Linked DNA regions of Homo sapiens: region 1 is linked to region 2. The links are chromatin loops, found by intact Hi-C in ENCODE. Cell type or tissue: adrenal gland. All regions are shown on one strand. Each heading gives the region's core, and the rest is flanking DNA. Links, peaks and the distances in the headings are about the cores only.

Region 1 (11,851 bases), core at 1,411-9,410, 99 kb before region 2:
CCTACGTCCTTCCTTTTGTACAAATGGAGGCTGTTAGATCCTTCCAGCCTTTAGGCCCAAGGAAATAATTCTGGTAGTTGCAGTCACACCACGGACAGCATAATTCTAAGCTCTGCATGTGGCCAGGCTGTGACTAGAGATGTACTTACAGTTTTAGTCAGGTTTGACCAAGCAGGTGAGCATGGCAAGGAAGTAAAAGGGAAACAATGGGTGCCGAGGGATACTCCCTTGTCCTTCAAATACCTGGTAGATGCTCACTTTATGGTGCTTATGAAATGTCATGAAGCAACATATGAGTAAGGGAGCTGTGGGTCCTGCTAATAACCAGCTCTGTCACCTTGTGTGAATCAACCCCTCTGGGCCTTAGTCTTCTACTGTGAAATAAGGAGGCCTGGCTGAGATTAGGAATCTTATTTATTTATTTATTTATTTATTTATTTATTTATTTTGAGACAGGGTCTCACTCTGTCACCCAGGCTGGAGTGCAGTGGTTCAATCTTGGCTCACTACAACCTCTTCCTCCCAGGCTTAAGCTATCCACCCACCTCAACCTCCCCAGTAGTTGGGACCACAGGTGCGAGCCACCACACCTGGCTAATATTGTATTTTTTGTAGAGATAGGGTTTTGCCGTGTTGCCCAGCCTGGTCTTGAACTCCTGAGGTCAAGTGATCCGCCCACCTCGGCCTCCCAAAGTGTTGAGATTACAGGCGTGAGTCACTGCACCCGGCAGAGATCTCACACCTGGCTTTCAAGTCTGACTTGTCAACGTCAAGCGAGGCTTCTGCTCCAGGCTGTGTTTCTCCAGGGCCTGTCAGCATCAGTCCAGCATCCAGATTCCTGAATATTATCTTCCTAGATTCCCAGTTGTCTTCCTCCGTCCACTTGCCTGCTAGGTCTACCCATTGCTTCAGTTATAGTACAAACTCCTGTCTGTCCCATTTCAACCTAAAATACCTGTGTATGTTTTCTAATATTGATATATTTTATACTTAAAGAGTATTTTACCAACTCAAAATTATGCTCCAAACAAGACCACAGTGAATCATGATGTGCTGTCAGCCTGTTTCCGCTCTTGCTATTTGCTCCCCAGGTCATGACAGTACCGTTCACCCTAGGTAAAAACCTGAGAGTTATCCCAAACTCTCCAGCGTCCTAAATCTCCCTTCTCACTGCTTGTCATCTCCATTCCTCTACCTTAGTGCTGCTGCTGGCCGTCAGGCCTTCAGCATCATTCTTCTGATGTATTTCAGTGATCTCCCCAATGATTGCCCTTCTCTGGTCGTGCCCTCTCCCCTTCTGTCCATTCTCTTCATAATTACTAGACTGGTATTTCTTGAATGCATTTCTGCTCCCATTATTCCGCTCCAACTCCATTTTCTGTTGTTCCCTATGTTGCTTCTTACGTACCAAAATACAGTTCCCCAGATATTCCATGCTATTTCATGTCTCTCAGCTCTGAACACGCTGCTTCCTCTGGCAAGAAGACCCTTCACCAACCACACCCACACTATTATACTTAGAAAATTTTATATCCTGCACAAGTTAGATCAGGAATCTCTTCATGAAGCCTGATTTACCTTATCAAAGAATAATGTATTGGCTGGGCGTGGTGGCTCACGCCTGTAATCCCAACAATTTGGGAGGCCAAGGTGGGAAGATCATTTGAACCCAGGAATTCCAGACCAGCCTGGGCAACATAGGAAGACCCCGTCTTTAGAAAAAGTTTTTTTAAAATCAGCAAGATGTGATGGGGCATGCCTGTAGTCCTGGCTACCCAGAAGGCCAAGGTGGGAGAATCGCTTGAGCCCAGGAGGTCAAGGATGCAGTGAGTCATGATCATGCCGCTGCTCTCCAGCCTGGGCAAGAGAGGGAGACCCTGTCTCAAAAAAAAAAAAAAAAAAAACCTTATAGTTTATCACTTTGTTTTTTTTTTTTTTTGAGGTGAAGTTTTGTTCTTGTTGCCCAGGCTGGAGTGCAGTGGTGCAATCTTGGCTCACTGCAACCTCCACCTCCCAGATTTAAACAATTATTTTGCCTCAGCCTCCCAGGTAGCTGGGATTACAAGTGCCCATGACCACACCTGGCTAATTTGTTTTTTGGGGTTTTTGTTTGTTTGTTTGTTTGTTGTTTTTGAGATGGAGTCTCACTCTGTCACCAGACTAGAGTGCAGTGTCACGATCTTGGCTCACTGCAACTTCCTCCTCCTGGGTTTAAGCAATTCTCCTGCCTCAGCCTCCCAAGTAGCTGGGACTACAGGCACGTGCTACCATACCCAGCTAATTTTTGTATTTTTAGTAGAGACAAGGTTTTACTATGTTGGCCAGGATGGTCTCAAAACTCCTGACCTCAGGTGATCCAAACACCTCGGCCTCCCAAAGTGCTGGGATTACAGGCATTACAGGCGTAAGCCACCGCGCGTGGCCAATTTTTTGTATTTTTAGTAGAGACAGGGTTTCACCATGTTGGCCAAGCAGGTTTCAAACTCTTGACCTTCAGGCAATCCACGTATCTTGGCCTCCCAAAGTGCTGGGATTACAGGTGTGAACCACCGCACCTGGTCCAGTTTATTACTTCTTACTTGGTGCTAACATTATATTTAATAATTGTCTCATATTATAGTTATCCCTTTGACTGCAATTATCACTTTTCCTGTGCTGTCCTGATAGACTGCAGTGAGTTCCTTGTGAATGTCTTATTCACCTCTGTTTCCCTAGCCCAGTTCCTGTCACCTGGCAGGTGCTTGTTGAAAGTTTAATGAAGAAACAAGTGAATGAATCCATGCTTAGAGAGTACAGCTCTGAAATTCAATGTCGTAAACAATTGTTTCATACATGATTTTAATATATATATTTTATTTTAAGAAAAGGAATGCAATTTTCTTACCATTTTAAGGACAAAGGAAGGGTGCTTCAACTTCAAGTGACATAAACCTACGCTTAAAATTGGCTTGAACAATAAAGGGAATTTGTCAACTTACAAAACAGGAAAAATTCAGTCTTATTTCTGGCGAGGCTTGGTCCGGTTGCCCAGGCATATCCCTATAGCAAGAGTTGTCTCTCTGCTCTGTCTTCTGCAGTGGCAGCTCCACCGGGCTTCCCACAGTGCTGCCTCCAGCAGCTCCAAGCTCTCTCATTAGGGTAACAAAAACCTGTAGCACCTCCTGGCCTCATGTCTCTTCCTCTTCATGAGGAAGAAGAGGATCTCTTACAGCATATGGGAGAGAGAGCCCCAGCAAACATCTCCTGCCTCATGGTACTCCAGTGGGGTTATACTCCCATCTTTCAGCTAATCATTGTAGCCAGGAATGATTCCTCCATGTTGCTTCAGCCATTCCAGGCCTACTCTTAGAGGCAGGGTTAGGGGTGAAGGGGACAGGAGGCAAATACCACCAAACCGTCCGGCTGAGAATATGAGAGGAATGAGTTACCCAAAGGAAAATTGCGATATTGTCAAAAGAAGGAGTCAATAAAGGCTGAGAGAGAATAAATGTGCATTTATAAAAGGCTTTAAAAATCTTTTGAGCCAGAATCCCATAATTTTTTCAGAAACAAACTACTTTGTTTTTCCCTGAAGTCTCAGACCACCAGGCAAGGAGAAGCTTCTGGAGGTAAAGTGAGGGGTGGTTTCAGGCCCTGGGGCAGAGCTGGAGTGCAGCCTCATTTCTCTTTGACAAGCCAGTCTTGAGCCAGCTGTGGGATCATGGTGGCTAGTTAAGGATCCCTGATCTCAGCTAGCCCTCCTTGCTTCACAGTGGGACACTGAGGTCCAGAGAGCTTGATTCATGCAAAGTAAGTGGTTATCAGCAGGACCCATCATGGGACTGTATTAGTCTGTTCTCATGCTGCTATAAAGAACTGCCCGAGACTGGGTAATTTATAAAGAAAAGAAGCTTGGGCCAGGCGCGGTGGCTCACGCCCTTAATCCCAGCACTTTGGGAGGTCGAGGTGGGCGGATCACCTGAAATCAGGAGTTTGAGACCATCCTGGCCAACATGGTGAAACCCCGTCTCTACTAAAACTACAAAAATTAGCCGGGTATGGTGGCGCATACCTGTAATCCCAACTACTTGAGAGGCTGAGGCTGGAGAATTGCTTGAATTTGGGTTGTGGAGGTTGCAGTGAGCCGAGATCGCACCACTGCACCCCAACCTGGGCAACAGAGTGAGACTCCATCTCAAAAAAAAAAAAAAAAAAAAAAAAAGAGGTTTAATTGACTCACAGTTCCACATGGCTGGGGAGGCCTCAGGAAACTTGGAATCATGGTGGAAGGCACCTCTTCACAGGGTGACAGGAGGGAGAATAAGTGCCCAGCAAAGGGGGAAGCCCCTTATAAAACCATCAGAACTCATGAGAACTAACGCACTATCACAGGGGAACTGCCCCCATGATTCAATTATCTCCACTTGGTCCTTCCCATGGGGGTTATGGGAACTACAATTCAAGATGAGACTTGGGTGGGGACACAACCAAACTATATCAGGGGCCCACAGCACCCTCACTTATATGACACTTCATGGCATTTCATCAGCACCATAAAGTATCTACCAAGTACTTGAAGGACATATAAAAAAAAATTTTGTGGTAAATTATGGTCATCTTGATTTCATAATGATTAGTTGAACCATCCAACATACATTTAAAAATATACATTGCATTATTTTTAAATAGTTATGAAAGAAAGCTGAAACCATTTTTGGTTGAATGAAATTTTACCATTTTAACTTTGTCTTGTTTCCAGGACTTTTCAGTCGTGTGGCATTCACTAAATAATAAAGGTATTGTATGTTTCAGTGTGTGGTAACAGCAAAGAATGACTTCATCAACCACTTGATCTCCTCTGTTGTGGTTTATGATGCCATCTGGATTCTTTGGTGGAATTATTTCCATCTAAATCACTATAAACTCCTATTTAGTTTTCACAAATCTAAAGCCAGATATGTTTGTGGTTTTTAACAGTGATGTAATTCTGGAACATACTTTGAAAGTTACAAGTTGTCATATACTGTTAGTATTTAACTCAGTGTTTCATATACTATCAGACACTAGAAGCCTGAACAAAATCCATTTCTCTGTTTTTTCACTCTTCAGCATCCTACTTTTCTTGTCTCTCTTGCCACCATATATTTGATTATACATCAGTCAAGTTCATATAGGGAGCGTTGGGAGGCCTTGTGGGCATACAGAGTACTATGGGACATGGCCCTGTTCTACAGGAATTAGGAAGCTGAGATGGAAAGGTTGTTTCACTGTTTCACTAAAATATGTTTTCTTCTATACGATAGAGAATAAGAAAGAGTCTTACTTCTTTGGCCAATAGTGTGAAAGAGACTGGATTATATTGAAGACAGGTAAATTTTGCAGGATATACACATTGAACTACAAAGAAAGAAAGAAGAGAGAAAGAGACAGAGAAGAAAGAGAGAAAACAAAACAAAACAAAACAAAAACATCCTTTCTAGGAACATATAACCCAGCTGACTGCCAGGTAGGAGCAATAGCAGGACAGCAGAACTTGCCATAAGGGCCTTGAGGCCTAAAGTTCAACAGAAAAGTCTCAAAATTTCTGAGGTCCTGTTGTGTTCTTATTTTGATTTTTCCCCTAAAAGGCTTAGGGAATGTGTCGGGGTAGGTGGCGGGCGGTCACTGGTAACAGTGGTAGGTGGGTTTGGTAACCCAAGCCTACAGTGCAAAACAGGGCACAGAGGGCAAAGAGAGAGGAGGAGGCAGGGAGCTTAGTTCCTGTAGAGGCAGGGAAAGAGACAACAAACTCTATGGGTTTGAGAGTGGGTGATTTGAAAAATCAAGGAAGAAAAAGGAAATGGATCAGGATGAGTAGTTGGCTATACATAAGAGTAGCAGGAGGCAGGGAGTAAACTTCGTGGTTCAGCTCCTTATATGTTGGGGAAAGCAGCTCCTCAGCAGTGAGACACAGAGATCCAAGCAAGATCTAGAGAAGGAGGTGAGTCAGCAGCATATTTCAGAACACATGGAAGACCTGGGTTCAGGTCCTGGTGCTGTCACTTTAGGGAAGTCCAGATTCCTCATCTGCAAAGTGAGAAAGTTGGAATAGTATGTCCCTTAAAACCCTGAGATGTCATGAGGTTAAGAGCCAGCATCTTCCCCATCACCATCCAGCATGGACTAGACTTCTAGAAATTATAATGATAGTCATTTGTCTGTTCAGCAAGTTATTTACTGAGTACCCATGATGTGCAAAACATCAGGCAGTGGGATCGTAGCAGTGAGCAAGATGAAATCCTTTTCTCTCATGGAGCTTGCATCCCTGGAAGAGGGGCAGACTACATACAATCACATATACACATAAATGAACAAGTTAATTGGAGGTAATGGTGATTGCTATGAAGATGGTAAAACAAGACAGTGTGGTGGAGAGACCACATATTTGGAGAAGAACTGTCTCCCCTCTGAGTGGGTAATGTTTAGACAAGATCTGATGTACAGGAAGGAGCTAGCTGTGAGACAGTCTGGGAGCAAATCAAACTTGTTAGAATGAGCAGACAAGGCCCTCAGGAAGGAGTGAGTCTGACACATTCAAAGAACAGACAGAAGACCAGTGTGGCTCAAGTGAATGAACAAGGAGGAATTAGAGATGTGAGCCAGCACCAGATTACATGGGACCTTGGGAGCAACTGTAAGGCATTTGGACTTGGTGCAGTGGAAAGCCTTTGTGGGATTTTAAGCAGGAGAATGAAAGGATCTGCTTTACATTATAAACAGATGGGTCTGGCAATTCTATAAAGAATAGATTGTAGGGGAGCAAGAGGAGAAGCAAAGAGACTAGTTAAGAGGCTGTTGAAGTAGTCAAGGTGAGAGATGGTAATGACTTGAATTGTGGGAGTAGCCGAGACATGTGGAATAAGTGGTTAGCTATGGAATGTGTATAAAAGTTTTGGGAGAAGGAAACATGGGGGCAGCCTCCTCTCTCCTTTCGGTCCCTGGCAACCTCATAGATCTTCATATCTAGAAGGAAATCTATGATAGATTTTACTGTTGATTTGTTGATTTCTACCTTGGGAATACAGAAGGAGTAGCCCATTGTGGTGGAAAATATAATAGTTTTAAGTCACTGTAGAAAGGCCTAGTGGATAGAGGAATACAAATATATATATATATTTGTGTATATATATATGTGTGTGTGTGTGTATATATATGTATGTGTGTGTGTGTGTGTGTGTGTGTATATATATATATATATATGTATGTATGTATGTATGTATGTATTTCTCAGCCCCCGTAGGATGGATTGAGATCCAGTTTAGCAGCCTACAGTGTCCCTCAAAGGAAGAACTACTTTCCTTGGTCTATAGGAATCCAGGAAAAGACTGGCCCTGCTAGGGTTATGTGGCCACTCCTGAACCAAATGGTAGTTCTGGGAGTGGGAGGTAGGGGTGGTAAAATGATGGAGCAGGCATCTTTTATGTCTTGCATCCCATTATAGGACATGAAGCTGGGTCAGGAACAGTTCCCTTAGAGCAAAGGTACAGACTAACAAAAACAACGTCTATAAAGATGCCTTCATTTGGATTTCTCCAGATATCAGAACCCCTAGGTAATTCCTGGCCAAAGGTCATAGCAGGCCTGAATTGTAGCTGTCTGAACCTCTGTCTCATTCCCTTGTCTTCAAAGGAAACTTTAAGACCAGAATATAAGCCTTGTATTGATTATTTTTCATTGACTTCTTTATATAGTTGATTTTATTTCCTAAAACTATGTAAAATAATAAAAACTCTCTTAAGATTTTGCCACAGCCTGGCTCTCAGTGTTTCCTTTAAATGACACAGGACATCAAGTAACCCAGTACCCAATTTCTGTGTCAAGTATAGGTAATCTGAGGGCACTGTCCCTGTCAGGATGGCCCGGGTTCCCATCTACTTGACTGCCTGGCAGCATAGCAGGTATCATAGAAAAACAGTGGGGCAGAGAGTTTTTGAAGCATTGTTAGATGCAGAAGGGGATGCCCTGCTGCTCTAATTGGCAGGCTCCTTTCCCCTTTGTGTGCATACCTCAAAGCCTCAGCACACTCCTCTCTCATGGTCCTATTTTTTGGAAAGAGGACCCACAGAGGCTTTTCACCTAGAACATGTTAGGGAAGGGGGACATTTGTCTTTGATTCCTTTGTGTCCCTCCTTCCTGTTTCCCCAACCTTTGGGGTTTGGTGCCTTCTAGCTTTGGCTGTTTATAAATCCACAATTCCCTGCACTACCCCAGCCTCTCTCCTCTAGCTTCATGAATTCCATTCAGTTCAACCCATTTAAAGAGTGGCCCTTGCAAATAAGGCTTTAAGTATACACTCTCAAATTACCCCCCTTGTGTCCTTTCTATATTCTAAATATATCTCAGCTAGGTGATAGGAAGATGGAATTGATTTATATTACTGTGTAATGACATATTGAATTATTTATTCAATAAAATTTTTTTTTTTTTTACTACAAACTATAACCAAGTACTCTTACAAGCACTGAGATTGCAGTGATTAAAGTTCCTGGCCCAGGGCCAGGCGCAGTGGATCACGCCTGTAATCCCAGCACTTTGGGAGGCCGAGGTGGGCAGATCACCTGAGGTCCGGAGTTGGAGACCAGCCTGACCAACATGGTGAAACCCTGTCTCTACTAAAAATGCAAAAATTAGGTGGGTGTGGTGGTGCGTGCCTGTAGTCCCAGCTACTTGGGAGGCTGAGGCAGGAGAGTCTCTTGAACTGAGAAGATGGAGGTTGCAGTGAGCTGAGATCGTGCCACTGCACTCCAGCCTGGATGACAAGAGCTAAACTCCGTCTAAAAAGTAAGTTCCTGGCCTCCTTGTGTAAGTTATGTTCTAATGGAGGAGACAGCAATACATAAATAAATAAGTATATAATATGCCAGTATAGTAGATGTTATTTTAAAGCACACAGAAAGTTTGGTGATGGAGGAGGGAAGAATATGTGTACGTGGGGATGGGGAGAGGGGAGGATGGGGATATTTTAGAAAGGCTAGTCAGGAAAGATATCTCTGAGGAGAACGGATATGCTACAATGGTGGGGGGATGTGTAGGTGGAGACTTGGATTTATAGAGCAGTCTTTTTAGTAGGATTTTCAGTTACCTGAACTTACTGTCAAAAAATAATGTGAGAAAGATCGGATAGGATTTGGAAGTGGAGCTTCTCTAGTTTAGAGCTGTAAGCCAGAGAGTGGCACCAGATGGACTCTCCTGTCCCGTGCCAGTCATTGTTAATGTCACGGTTAGGGCTTCCACCTTGGCTTTCTTTCCAGCCACCACTTCAACTTTCATCCCTGACTTTGATGCAGATTCTCCCACCATATTGACTCTTCAGGCTGTGCTGAACAAGTATCCTGCCCTCTGACTTGGAAGAGGCTCCTCATTGCCCTACCCTGTGGATAACCATGTGCTTTATTATTTAAATTGATACTTCTGAGAGCATGGGGCACTATCAATAATTATGCTGAGACAACAAGTGTAGGCTGAGATCCACCTCTGCAGTCTAGATGATTGGTCACTGTAGGCATGTGGTCATTGGCTGAGCTAGCTCCAGCACACAAATGGAACCAAGACTCCCCTCCCAGCTAAACTTCTGGTCTGGAGACTGGGAGGTTGGCTCCTTGTATGGTACATCCACAAGTAAAAAGAGAGGTCATCAAACTTTAGTTACTGGTCTTGTTGCCTTACCCTCAGGCCTGATTTTCTATTTTATATATTGGAGGTCCCTCAGTTCCCACCCCAGAACATGCTTGCACTAGTTTCTATTCTTCTGAAAATGGACTGAGACTTCCTAAACCCATTTTCTTAGCTGCTCCAGGCTGCTGCCAGGGATGAGATGTAGACTTTCTTCCACGTCCAGGTCTAGGAAAGCTATCTCCAGCCCCAGACGCTCTTGCATAGGCTTTACCAGGCTTGGATGTTTATGTCCTTGGAGCCAAGGTGTAATCAGGGGAGCCAGAATCAAACTGATCATCCTTCCAGTCCTGGTGACACTGTCTGGATATAATCCAGAAATGTTGTTCATTGCTGCTGCTTCGTAAAGTTGTATGCTCACAGCCTTAACAAAATTAAAGGAACATGATAAACACCCATGCTTTTTTAAATAAAATATTATAGGTATTGAGATTAGGCCACACAATTTGGTGGAAGTAACAGCCAAAAAAACTTCTATGATGGAATTCTACTGAATTATTTTTATCACAATAATAACAATGACATGACATCTTACTGGATTCAAATGTAGTTTGTAGTATAGGTCCACAGTCCCTTAGTCTGAAATCCTAAAGAGCTCTGAAAACTGGAAAAAAAAAAAATCCAGTTTGTCACAAGCTTATTTAACGGCAAAACCTGATTTGAATCAGCATGAAGCTTATAGTCTTTATTTATCCTGTTTAGTGTGAATATTCATGTATTGTTGCAGAGATATTAATATGTTTTATTTCTTTCCCAAACTTCAAAAAAGGATATTATATAATATGTGGTATATAAACCATATTACCTGTCCAAACACTTCTGACCCAAAAGGTTTCTGAGAAGGGATTTTGACTCTACAGTACTGCTTGGCCTATTACTTGTTTTTCAATTAGTAATCTCCACAACTTAGATGAGCATAAACCTCAAACAATTTGCTATTGCTTCTGAGTGGTTTATAGTTTGGGAACTACTCAGTATTAGTTTCTAGTTCAATATTTAGTACCTTAGCTTCTGGAAGGAAAAACATTGATTTGATAAAAGATTGATAAATAAATAAAAATAGTGGATACATATTGAGCCCAGGTCTCCCATTCTACACTGGTATACCATGGAGAGATGAGAAAATATTCTTTGCCATCATATGAAGAAGCAGAGTGGTCACACATTTCCATTTTCACTTTTTGCTGAGTCTGTAAGAACTGCACTCATGTTCTCTTGGAGCATAATAGAAGCCTCCAAACACAATTTCACACCTTTTTCTGAGTGCAAGAATGTAGTTATATGCTTTTCACTGGTTTAGAAAAAGGCTTCTCTATCTTCTTTTCTCAAGGAACATATTGTTTCTCAAGGCCAAGGGGAAAGGAAGAATGTATTAATTATTCTGTTCTTTTCTTTCTGACTTAACTGTGTGGTAGCCAGGCTCCAAGAAAGCCCTCAATGATTCTCACTTCCTGGTGTTCACATTCCAGTGTAGCCCCTTCCATATCAAATAGGGTTGATCTGTGTAACTAATATCAAAATATCAGAAATATCAAAATGTGACTTCTGAGGTCAGGTCATAAAAGACGTGACAATTTCTGCCTTGCCTCTTCTTGGAGCACTTACTTTTAAGAGGCTAGCTGTTGCATAATGAGAACACTTAATTAAGGAGCCCTATGGAAAGATCCATTTGGCAAGGAACTAAGGACACCAACCAGCAATCAGCACTAAATGGCCAGCCATTGAGTGAGCCACCTTGGAAGTGGATTCTCCTGCCCCAGTCAAACCTTCAGATGACTACAACCCCAGCCACCCACTTGATTTCAAGTTCATGAGTCACTGCAAGCCACTAAGCCACTCTTGGTTCCTGACCCACAGAAACTGTGAAAAACAGAATATACTTATTGTTTTAAGCTGGTAAATTTGGAGATAATTTGTTACACAGAAATAGGTAACCAATATATCTGGAATTTTGATTCAAGGAAAATATGTTGGTTTCTCTTGATTATGAAAATATCACTTTCTTGTTGCAAATTTTAAACATATTCAAAGTTATTCTGACCTGAAAAATGAAAATATCCTGTAATATCATCTTCTCTGTAATTTCTGGCATGTAGTTCCAGCTCCAGATTTTTTTTCTTTTTCTTTTTTTTGAGGCAGACTCTTGCTCTATCACCCAAGC
Region 2 (11,851 bases), core at 2,369-10,368:
AAATGACTCAGCAGTCCTCAGGAGGTAACATTGTAATCTTAACTTATAAATAATAAATGGACACCTGCTTTGTATTCAGAACTCAGTTAGGAACAAGTAAGGAACAGATATAAGATATAATCCCTATCCCATGGATTTAAGATACTATGCAGCCAGGTGTGGTGGCTCATGCCTGTAATCCCAGCACTTTGGGAGGCCGAGGCAAAATGATCACTTGAGACCAGGAGTTAGAGAACATCCTGGGTAACATAGCAAGACCCTGTCTCTACAAAAATATAGAGACCTAATCTTTATAAAAATATAAAAATTAGTCGGGCATGGTGGTACACACCAGTAGTCCCAGCTACTCAGGAGGCTGAGGCAGGAGAATCGCTTGAACCTGGGAGGTGGAGGTGGCAGTGAGCTGAGATCGCACCACTGCTCTCCAGCCTGGGTGACAGAGTAAGACTCTGTCTCAAAAAAAAAAAAAAGAAAAAAGAAAAAAAGAAATTAGCTGGGCATGGTGGTACATGCCTGTAGTCCCAGCTACTCAAGAGGCTGAGAAAGGAGGATTGCTAGAGCCCAGAAGTTTGAGGTTACAGTGAGCTCTGATTGAGTCACTGCACCCCAGCCTGAGTAACAGAGCAAGACCCTGTCTCTGAAAAAGAAGAAGAACAAAAGGTGTAAGGCCAGATGCAGTGGCTCATGCCTGTAATCCCAGCACACTGGGAGGCCAAGGCAGGTGGATTGCCTGAACTCAGGAGTTTGAGACCAGCCTGGGCAACATGGTGAAACCTCATCTCTACCAAAAATACAAAAAATTAGCCAGGTGTGGTGGCACACACCTGTGGTCCCAGCTACTTGGGAGGCTGAGGTGGGAGAATCACTTGAGCCTGGGAGGCAGAGGTTATAGTGAGCTGAGACTGTGCCAAAGCACTCCAACCTGAGTGACAGAGTGAGACCCCGTCTCAAAAAAAAAAAAAAGAAAAGAAGATTTAAAGATGGGAATAGCACCCATGAAAAAAGAGCGGTTATTACCAAAGTTAATCATGTGATAATAACTAACGGTGGTTTAACTCATACATGCCAAGATAAGAATACACAAATAACTGGGGTATAAGATAAATAACTGAGAGTTAGTGTTAGTGCTATGGTTTGAATGTGTCCCCCAAATTTCATGTTGGGAACTTAATTCCCCAATGTATATGTTGATGAAGGTAGGGGCCTTTGGGAGGTAATTTGGATTAAAGTTATCAGGGTGTGGCCTCTATGATGGGACTAGTGGTTTTACAAGAAGAGGAAGAGAGATGTGAGCTGACATGCATGTTCTTGCTCTCTTGCCATGTGATGCCCTCTGCCATGTTATGACACAGCAAAAAGATTCTCACCAGATGCCAGCACCATCCTCTTGGACTTCTCAGCTTCTAGAACCATGAGCTAACTAAAATTAGTCTTTTTCTTTTTTTGGAGACAGTGTCTCACGTCATCACCCAGGCTGGAGAGTGCAATGACACGATCTTGCCTCACTGCAACCTCCGCCTCCTGGGTTCAAGAGATTCTCATGCCTCAGCCTCCCGAGTAGCTGGGGTTCTAGGTGTGTGCCACCACACCTGGCTACTTTTTTTTTTGTATTGTTAATGGAGACAGGGTTTCACCCTGTTGGCCAGACTGATCTTGAACTCCTGATCTCAAGTGATCCGCCTGCCTCGCCCTCCCAAAGTTTGGGGATTACAGGCATGAGCCACTGCTCCCGGCAGTAAACTTCATCTTTCTGTTGCTATAACAGAATACTACAGACTGGATAAAATATGAAGAAAATACGTGTAGTTAGCTCACAGTTTTTTTTAAAGCAAGTTTAATTTCACCTTGGGAAGATATATTTAGAAATAATAACATATTATCATTTAAATCCCACACAACCTTATTTTACAAATGAAACAGCTGAAGCTTACAAAGATCATGTAAATAATCTACCTAAGGTCCACAGCAGACAAACTCAAGGCTGTTTTCTTAACTTCTACCCTGTACTGCCTACTGTATTTCAAAACTTTCATTAAGAATATGTTCCAGAGAACACGATGTCAGAGGGAAATAAATCATATGTACAATTGATCCATGAACAACATGGGGATTTGGAGTGTGAACCCCCTGTGCAGTTGAAAATCCATGCATCACTTTGGACTCCCCAAAACCTTAACTACTAATAGCCTAGTGTTGACCTGAAGTTCTTACCAACAATGTAGTCAATTAATATATATTCTGTATGCGATGTACATTATATACTATATTCTTATAATAAAGAAAGCTAAATAACAGAAAATGTCCTTAAGAAAATTATAAGGAAGAGAAAATATATTTACCATTTATTAAGTGGATGTGGATCATGACAAAGGTCTTCATCTTCATCATCTTCACATTGAGTAGGTTGGGAAGGTGGAAGAAGGGGAGTTGGTCTTGCTGTCTCAAGAGTGGCAGAGGCAGAAGAAAATCCACATGTGTAAGTGGATGCATGCAGTTAAAAAACCCATGTTGTTCAAGAATCAACTGTATATATAAAACCATTATACTTTCTGAAAATAATTAAGTAGCTAAGTTTCTTGAAGTTTTTTTTTTCCTGTTTCTTTTTTTCCTTGTTTTAGTCCATTTATGCTACAATAACAAAATATCTGAGACTGGGTAATTTATAAACAATAGGAATTTATTTCTCACAGTTCTGGAGGCTGGGACTCCAAGATCAAGTTGCCGGGGGGCTCAGTATATATCTGGTGAAGGCTGTTCTCTGCTTCCAAGATGGCAGCTTGTTGCTGTGTTCTTACATGACAGAAAAGCAGAAGAGCAAAAGGGGCTGAACTCTGTGTGAAGCCACTTTTATAAGGGCCTCAATCCTATTCATGAGAGAGAAGCCTTCATGGCCTAATCACCTCCTAAAGACCCCCAGCTCTTAATACTATTGCATTGGAGATTAAGTTTCAACATGAATTTTGGAAGACACAGTCAGACCACAGCATTTCTGGTAAGACAACAGTAAAACCAGGCAATTCAAAGGAAAATTTTAACAGCTGAAAATGATTTTTTTTTTTTGGCATTTGGAATAATGCCTATAAATCACACCCATATCCTCTTCAAGCTGAGAACTGAAAGCAAAAATTGCTCAAATCAGTTTACAAAGCAGTTTCTCTAAAAATATTTTTGAAAGAAAAAAACTTTTAGGTGAGGCTAAAATATATATATATATATATATATATATATATATATATATATATATATATTTATTTTAATTTGTGATCATGATCCAAACTATTTAGAATGCAAAGTTGGAGAAAGAAATGGAAACTAGTATAGTGGCCAATTCTAAATACACAAAAAAGAATGGAAAAATTCTTTCCTATTATGTTGACCACATTCCTTCTCTGAATCATAAAGCTCTCAGTTGAGCAAGTATTATAATCAGTGCTTATTTATCTAAAATGGCTGGAAAATGTGCCCACCTACCTAATTTTATTTTTCAGGTGAGTTATTAGATGCACCATTCAAGAATTTCTATTTCTAAATCACCTCAATACTTAACTAATCTGGTCTTATTTTAACCTTTAATTCAGAAAATAAAGACAGATGGGTTTTTCAGGATCACAGATCCTCATTGTTCCTCCTTTCAGGCCAAAATCCTCATAGCCTTCAAAACCCTGCTTCATCTGATCTCTGCCTACCCTTCCCACTTCATCCTTCTCCCACTTGCTCAATGCCCCCAGCCACTTCTGTTTCTTTCTGTTTCAAGCTGATTCTCTCAATACACTTGCCCTGACGACACCCTCTGCCAGCAATGCATTTCTCCCTTATCCTCTCAACATTCACATCTCTGCTTGAACATCACCTCCTCCCCAGACACCCTCTCTCAAGCAGCACACACACTCCCCGGCATAGTATCCATTCACTATCTTCACAGTGCTCTTGACTCCCTGAAATAATCTTCCTTATGCTATTGCTTGACTATGGCCTGTAACCCATCCCCTACTAGACCAAAAGCTCCTAAGGAAGGATCTTAACCCTCTCATTTACGATTGTATTCCCAGGGCCTGGAAGAGCCCTATGCAGGACTGGCTCTCAACAAACAGTTAATGAGTCAATTTCATGAAATAAAGTTCACCAAATGATATACCTCTGAAGATGCTTTAGAGCATGATATGATATTGTTATCAACTTGTTATTTTATATTCATTGATTAGATTGTTAAAAGATATACTTAGGCACATGAAAATGTTACAGAGTTTATTTGGGGAGAGAGCAATTCATGAATTGGGCAGTACCAGGCGGCAAGGGGTTTAGCATTCCACCCAGGGAGCATGAGGTGAAACATTTATAAGGTGTTTGTGAAAGCAAGGCCAAAAAAAAAAAAAAAATTAGGTTAAGGTGAAAAGTCCCTTTGGCCTCATCTAGAAGTTAGTTGGTCATTTCTAACTGGTTAAGTTTGTTTCATTTTAGTGCTTACATTGAGTTGGGTTTTAGTTTGCTTGTGTTGGAACCTGAGGCACTGGTACAGTCTCAGCAGAATGCTTCCCAATTAATTATTTTAACAAGATAAACATTTATTGAATGATTACTATGTATAAAGTGTGGGGAATACAATGTCGAACAGAATGGTTCCTGCCCTCCTGAAGTGAGTCATCTAATGGGAACTTAACAAAAAAATTATGTTACTTGAGTTTTCTGCTTACTATATTAGTGTATTTATTTATTTATTTATAGAGACAGAGTCTTGTTCTATTGCCCAGGCTGGAGTGAAATGGCATGATCATAGCTCACTGTAACTGTGTGGCTAATTTTTAAATTTTTTGTAGAGATGGGGTCTTGCTATGTTGCCCAGATTGGTCTTGAATTCCTGACCACAAGTGATCCTCCCCCTGGGAACCATTACAGTTGGCCAATGCTTTTAATACTATGGAAATAAATGCCTATTTTCCAAGCGTCTTCACTACCAAAAAGTAAACACATTTATTTTAAGAAACAGGTGCTAAGCAACTTTCAGCATAATCTGCAAATAATTTTCTTTGTCAGAACAGTGCTACGTGATGAAATTTAGACCATTAATACACTTTATTCCCACTGCCTCAACTAGTGAAAGGAATTGCATTTCAATAGGGACGTTTCAGAGTGAACACTGTTTACAAAGGAATTAAACTGCATTAGTATTTTGATACCATCTTAAATTATCTAAGGTTTTTGATAAGCAACAAAGACTGGAATGTGACACTGGAATGTGAGTCATTCTGCATTTCAAAAGATTGCTGAGTTGAGATTCTTGATGTTAACCCTACTTCTTACGAATAAAAGCTTTTAAGCTGTATCCTTATCGAAATCAAGAACACAAATTATCATAAAGAAGCTAAAACTGAGCACCTGTATTTGATAGAGGTATTATAAAAGGCAGTGGGGCCTGGAACCTTTCTGATCCTCCTTCCCTTTGACAATAAATAAATGTAGTAGAATCCTATTCCCTAAAAATGTAGGTGAGTACATACACACACAAAAATAATTGCATAAAAGTCTTGTGAAGGTTATGAACTCCAGAAAAAGACAACCCTGACTGAGGCCTCTCCTCTCTTCCAGAATTCCCTTTTGGGACTGCCAAGTCCTGTGGCTGCTGTCAAAACACTGTGTTTTATTGTTAACACCAAATTTAGAGAATCAGCAATGTCTTTGAACCTGAACGACAATAGATAAAATTAGTGAGGTATTCCCAATTGTTTCAAGCAGGAATAAGGCAAGGAGAGAGAAGAAACAACGTACACACACACACACAGAGAAAGAGAGAGAGAGTGAGAATAAATGAATATGGGAATGAGGAGAGGAAGGACAGCTATCATGAGAAAGAGAAAGTGGCAGGAGGAGTTTCAAAGGGAGAGGTGGTCTGTCTTCCTTCCTCATGTCCAGAATGAGCACTTCACTCCCTCAGCTCCTGCCAGCCCCTTCCACCCCCAGAACTCTCACCTCTTCAGCTTTCCTGGCCCCTGCCTTTAGAAACCCTATAAATTCGCTTTTGCTTCTCTCAACCCAGCTATCTACTTGTTAAGGACTGCCCCCTTCTCAGCTTCCTTCCACTGGTTTCTTTCTTTCTAGTTTTTTGAGACAGGATCTCACTCCATCGCCCAGGCTGGAGTGCAGTGGCAGGATCACTGCTCAATCAGCCTTGACATCTTTGGCTCAAGCAATCCTCGGGACTACAGGCACACATCACCATGCCTGGCTAATTTTTGTATTTTTAGTAGAGATGGGGTTTCACCATGTTGCCCAGGTGGGTCTCAAACTCCTGGGCTCAAGTGATCCACCTGCCTTGGCTTCCCGAAATGCTGGGATTTCAGAGATGAGCCACTGCCACCTGGCCTTAAACACGGTTTTCTAAATCTGCTCCCTCCATTTCTTCACTGACTCTTCCCTTCCTTACCCCAGAATGTGATTTCTACTGGAGCTGTGGCTTGAGGCTTCTCCATGAGAAGGACCATACTGAAAAAATAAAAGGCTCTTTTCCTTTCTGCATTTACGTTGTATGTTTGTTCAGCTTTTTCCTTAAAACTTTCTTCTTCCTTGTTTGCTGAGTTCATTTTAGTATTCTTTGTACTTGTTTGTGATTTTACTTGCTTTTTCTTTTTCTCCAAATTTCTGAGCCACCCCAGAATTTAATTCTTGCTTTTCTGTGTTCTTTACACTTCCTGTCTGAGGAAACTATAGATTATAATGACTTAATGTGCCAAGAAAAACATAGGTTTCAGAAGCAGAAAAAAAAAACCTAAGCTCTAGTTCTGATCTTAGTGCTTTGTGACCTTAAACAAGTCACTAACCTCTCTAAGCCTCGGTTTCTTCCTCTAAAAAAAAAAATGAGGACAATAATATTTCCTTCTAATTGTAATTTTGAATATTAAATGGGATAAGATTTGTAAAAATGACTAAGTGCTCATCATATTATTCATCAGGCAAGCAATTGTTGACCATCTACTTTATGCCAGATTCAATATAAGATCCTAGGGAATGATGCAGTGAAGAAGACATAGTTTCCTGCCCTAAATCTACTCTCAGTCTAGAAAGGGGCATGTAAACAAATAAATTACATGACACTGTGTCAGCAGCAACAATAGGAACATTTACAAAATAGAAAGGACAAATAGAAAAGGGGCTGAATAAATCTCACGGAGGTTTGTGAGACAAGGAAGCCTTCTGGGAAAGGTGATATCTGAATCCAATTTTGAAGGATAAATGTTAACAAATAGAAGCAGAGAAAACAACGTATTCAAAGATACCTAAGTGTGAAACAGCGTGGCCAATTCAGGGCTGTTTCTAGAATTAAAGCACAAGGTTGGAAGTGACAGAAGACAAGATTGGAGAGGCAGGGAGAGGCCAGATAATAGTCTTAGTAATAAGCATGCTAATAACACCCAATGATTGAGAAATTACCCTGTGTCAGGCACTGGGGCATAATTAAGTGCTTTGCATACATGATTTTTAAAAATTATCATTATAGCGACTCTGTAAGTCAAAGAGCTTGGGCTTGGCCCGTGGCCAAATGAAGAGCCACTAGACTTTTAAGTAAGGTAGTTATGATCCCATGCATATTTAGAAAAGCTATTGAGGCATCAGATTTTTAAAAAGTGTGGTGAAATACACATAAAAATTATTATCTTAACCATTTTTCAGTGAACAGTTCAGTGGCATTAAGTATATTCACACTGTTGTGCTACCATCACCACCATAGAACTTTTTTCATCTTGCAAAACTGAAGCTCTGTAGCTATTAAATGGTAACTCCCCACTACCTGGTCTCTTCATCCTCTAGCTGAATCATGCAGTATTCGGAATACCATATAGTATAGTAGAATGGAATCACACCGTATTTATCCTGTTGTGACTGGTTTATTTCAGTTAGCATAATGTTCTCAGCGTTCATCTTTGTTACAGTATATGTCAGAATTTTTTCCTTTTTAAGGAAATAATATTCCATTGCATGTATATACCACTTCTAGTTTTCTCATTCACCCACTGATGGACACAGGTTGCTTCCACATCTTGGTGGACAAAGGTATACAAGCATTTCTTTCAGACCCTGCTTTCAGTTAGGTTGGGTATATTCCTAGAGGTCTATGGTAATAGTGTTTTTAATTTTTAAAGGAACTGCCCTGCTGTAAGGCTTTGGAGATGAATCAGGAGAAAAAGGCTAGGGGCAGGATGCCATTTTGTGGCAATAAGAACCTCAGTTTCAAGCTGTTGGGAGTGGACGAAAGGCAATGTAGTTGAGCAACTGACAACACTTGGTTCCTAAATTGAGAAGAGGGAGGTAGATATTCTGGGTGACTCTCTTGTAGGATACCTTCAGATTTTGAGGGATCTGAAGCTTTTACAAGTTTAGGAACCCTCGAGATAAAAAAAATAAAATAAAAAACAACGGATAAAAAATCAAGTGTGGGACTCTAAAGAGGCCATGGAAGTGAGCGGCCTTGCAATACAGACTGGAGAGAGAAGAGCTTGTGCAGTGGGCATCATCTTTATTTGCCTCGCCAGCATCTCTTCCCCCATTTTCCTTTGGGGTTGTGCGTCTTCCCTCTCTCAGCTCCTGTGGTGCTGGCCGAGCTGCCAACTTACCTCCACACCTACTTTAGGCACATACCCAGGCCTGCCAGCAGTGCCTTCCTCCTGGTAGCTGCAGTGATTAGCATGGAAATATGTAGGTGACAGTGAGGCTCAATTCTGGGACTTTTGTTAGAACCATTGGGAAGTTTTTCACTTAGAAGATTAGGATGTAAACCTGGACCTTTCAGTGGTAAATTTCTCCCCTGGTGGGTAGGGCTGAGGGAGTTAGCAGAAGAGAAAAGGTATGTGGAGACACCCTGGTTTGTCATGCCTTTGACTGAGTCCTTGACTCTAGCCATGCCCAATGCTACATCTCCTTGACTTGTATGTCACATGAACCACTAAAGTCCACTTTTTGTCTAAGTCGGTTTGACTTCGTTTTCAGCTTCCATATCTGTTTATCATAAAGAACTCCGGTGGACCTTGTTTGGGTCATGTGCCTCCTTGAGCCCAGTACTTGGCCTAGTGGGGGATAAGGTAATCCCTTTGAAACGTCCGCCACATGCTTGCCTCTGGTGGAAAAGGTGGCACACGATGGATGTACTAATAGTATCACCTGGAGTAACTGGTGAGCACTCTCCAAAGGGAGGGGAAAAAGGAGCAAATGTACCTTACAAGAGCAATTTCAGGGAGCTTCCAGGTAGCTGAACCCATGAAGGTTCCTGAAGTGGGGCGTGACAGAGAGGCCGTGGCAGTTCTGCTCCCCTTCTCCCATACCTCATCCTATGCATCTCTTCTATTCGGCTGCTCACATGTGTTTTGGAAAAACTGATTTCAAATGAAGATGGGCAACAACAAAGGATCACTGCCAAATCCAATACAAAGTTGTTATTATAAAGAAAAAGATGTAAAGGATAGGAGCTTTTTTTTTTAAGACAGAGTCTCACTCTGCTGGAGTGCAGTCTCCCAGTCTGGAGTGCAGTGGTGCAATCTTGGCTCACTGCAATCTGCACCTCTGGGTTCAAGCAATTCTCTCGCCTCAGCCTCCTGAGTAGCTATGACTACAGGTGTGTGCCACCCTGCCGGCTAATTTTTGTATTTTTAGTAGAGACGGGGTTTCACCATGTTGCCCAGGCTGGTCTCGAAGTCCTGGCCTCATGTGATCCGCTTGCCTCCCAAAGAGCTGGGATTACAGGTGTGAGCCACTGCACCAGGCCAGGGGCATTTTTATAATAAATTCCATAAAGCATCCCCCCTTGCCCCCCTCAAAAAAGGGTGACTTCAGATTCTTCAGGAGTCTGGGAAGTTGGTTTTTGAGCAATCATTCTAAACCAGGCCTGGTTTCAAATCCCAACTCTGCTCTCTGTTAACTGTTTGATATTGACCGAGTTGTGTACCATACTAAACCTTAGTTTTTGATTATAAAGTAGGAATAGATAATATTGATTATTATAGGGTTATTGCAAGTGATGCCTATAAGTGGGGTGACTGTGATTTAGCATCTCAACGGGACACTTTTGAGGGTGAAATGAGCACACTATGAAGGGGCTTTATCAGGACTGCCTGAAACAAAAAAATATTAATAGTGCCCTTTCACTCTCAAAAATGCCCCTATTTGGGTGATGAATTTTGATCTCACTGCCTGTTATGTGCCTCTAATAGTGCTTAGCACATAGCAGGTGCTTAAAAGTCCCTTAGCCTCTGAGCCTTTTAGGGTCCCTTCTGCCTTTACCATAACTGATCCATACCTTTGTGGTTCTCTTTAATTCTCTGGCATTGTGGACTTGTTACAGGAACAGGGTCCCGATCCAACCCCAAGAGAGGGCTCTTGGATTTCACACAAGAAAGAATTCAGGGCGAGTCTGTAAAGTGAAAGCAAGTTTATTAGGAGGAATAAAAAAATGGCTACTCCAGACTGAGCAGCCCCTTGGGCTGCCGGTTGCCCTTATTTATAGTTATTTCTTGATGATACGCTAAACAAGGGGTGGCTTATTCATGCCTCCTTTTTTTAGATCATATAGGGCAACTTCCTGATGTTGCCATGGCATTTGCAAACTGTCATGGCGCTGGTGGGAGTGTAGCAGTGAGGACGACCAGAGGTCATTCTTGCCGCCATTTTGGTTTTGGTGGGTTTTGGCTGGCTTCTTTACTGAAACCTGTTTTATCAGCAAAGTCTTTATGACCTGTACCTTGTGCTGACCTCCTAACTCATTCTGTGACTTAGAATGCCTTAACCGTCTGGGAATGCAGCCTAGCAGGTCTCAGCCTTATTTTACCTAGCCCCTATTCAAGATGGAGTTGCTTTGGTTCACATGCCTCTGACAGATTTACAGGGTGAATTCTTCAAAACACTTTATGTTATTATTTTCGTGGCAAGATGTATGGCAATATGACCCACAAATTTGCCTCTGTGAAAAAATACTTTTCTACAACTCTCCAACAACTGCTTTTAATTAATAAAAATTTGGAAAGGTTGAGTTGACCTCCTTAACAGCATTTATTTCAATTGAAAGTGTTCTGCATATTACAGAAACTTCCAGGGAAAGTACTTAAGATTGCTGGGCCACACCCTGGTAGTTAGTTTGCAATGTGACATTTTACTTAAACTGAGCATTTACTGACACATTCTACTGTTAGAACTTGGTCAGGATTTTTGAAATGTATCCTAACAGTGACAAGTTAAATACCATAATAAGAAAACACACAATCCAATAAAAATAGGCAAAAGATCTGAACAAACATTTCATGAAAAAGATACACAGATGGCAAATAAATACATGAAAAGAAGCCCAACATCATTACGTATTAAGGGAATTCAAATTAAAACCATAATGAGATACCATACTCCACATCTATAAGAATGACTAAATTTAAAAAAACTGACCTACCAACTGTTGGTGAGGAAGCAGAGGAACTGGAACTCTCATACGCACTGGTGGGAATGTAAAATGGTACAATCATTTTGGAAAAAGTTTGCAGTTTCTTAAAAAGTGAAATATACATCTTTCACTTGATCCAGCCATTCCATTTATAGGTATTTATGGGAGAGAAATTAAAGCATATGTCCATACAAAGACTTGTACATGAATGTTCATAGCAGCTTTATTTGCAATAGCCAAAATCTAGAAACAACCAAAATGTTCATCAATAAGGGAATGGGTAAAATCACTGGTGTATCCCTACAGTTGAATACTACTCAGTAATAAAAGGAATGAACTAATGATACATGCTACAACGTCAGTGAATCTCGTAATAATTTTGCTGAGTGAAAGAAGCCAGATAAAACAGAATATACAATGTGTGATTCCAATTATATAAAA

Evidence for each region. A loop is a pair of places that touch in the nucleus more often than their neighbours do. Peaks named below come from ENCODE experiments on the same cell type or tissue, not always from the same donor. Only the 100,000 strongest peaks of a DNase experiment are listed, where the experiment ranks them.
Region 1: it touches region 2 in a loop (2.5-fold over the local background); 73 of 110 quality-filtered maps call a loop at or near these places.

What each region holds. Positions count from the first base shown.
Region 1 is chr1:95,028,770-95,040,620 of GRCh38, reverse strand. The region is part of intron 2 of ALG14 (ALG14 UDP-N-acetylglucosaminyltransferase subunit); the gene reads left to right. It overlaps LOC105378863 (a long non-coding RNA gene), which reads right to left and starts at 10,316. Exons shown (of 2, transcript XR_947610.4): 1 at 10,226-10,316; 2 at 9,090-10,054. In adrenal gland, for the core only: no CTCF peak of the experiment used is centred there; no DNase peak of the experiment used is centred there.
Region 2 is chr1:94,930,414-94,942,264 of GRCh38, reverse strand. CNN3-DT (CNN3 divergent transcript) reads right to left here. Exons shown (of 3, transcript NR_168377.1): 2 at 10,280-10,393. Among named protein-coding and RNA genes, the nearest start is that of CNN3, 9.2 kb to the right of the region's middle. RefSeq lists a silencer at 5,118-5,412 and enhancers at 4,956-5,810, 5,811-6,665. In adrenal gland, for the core only: no CTCF peak of the experiment used is centred there; no DNase peak of the experiment used is centred there; H3K4me3 peaks cover 1,046 bases; H3K27ac peaks cover 3,168 bases.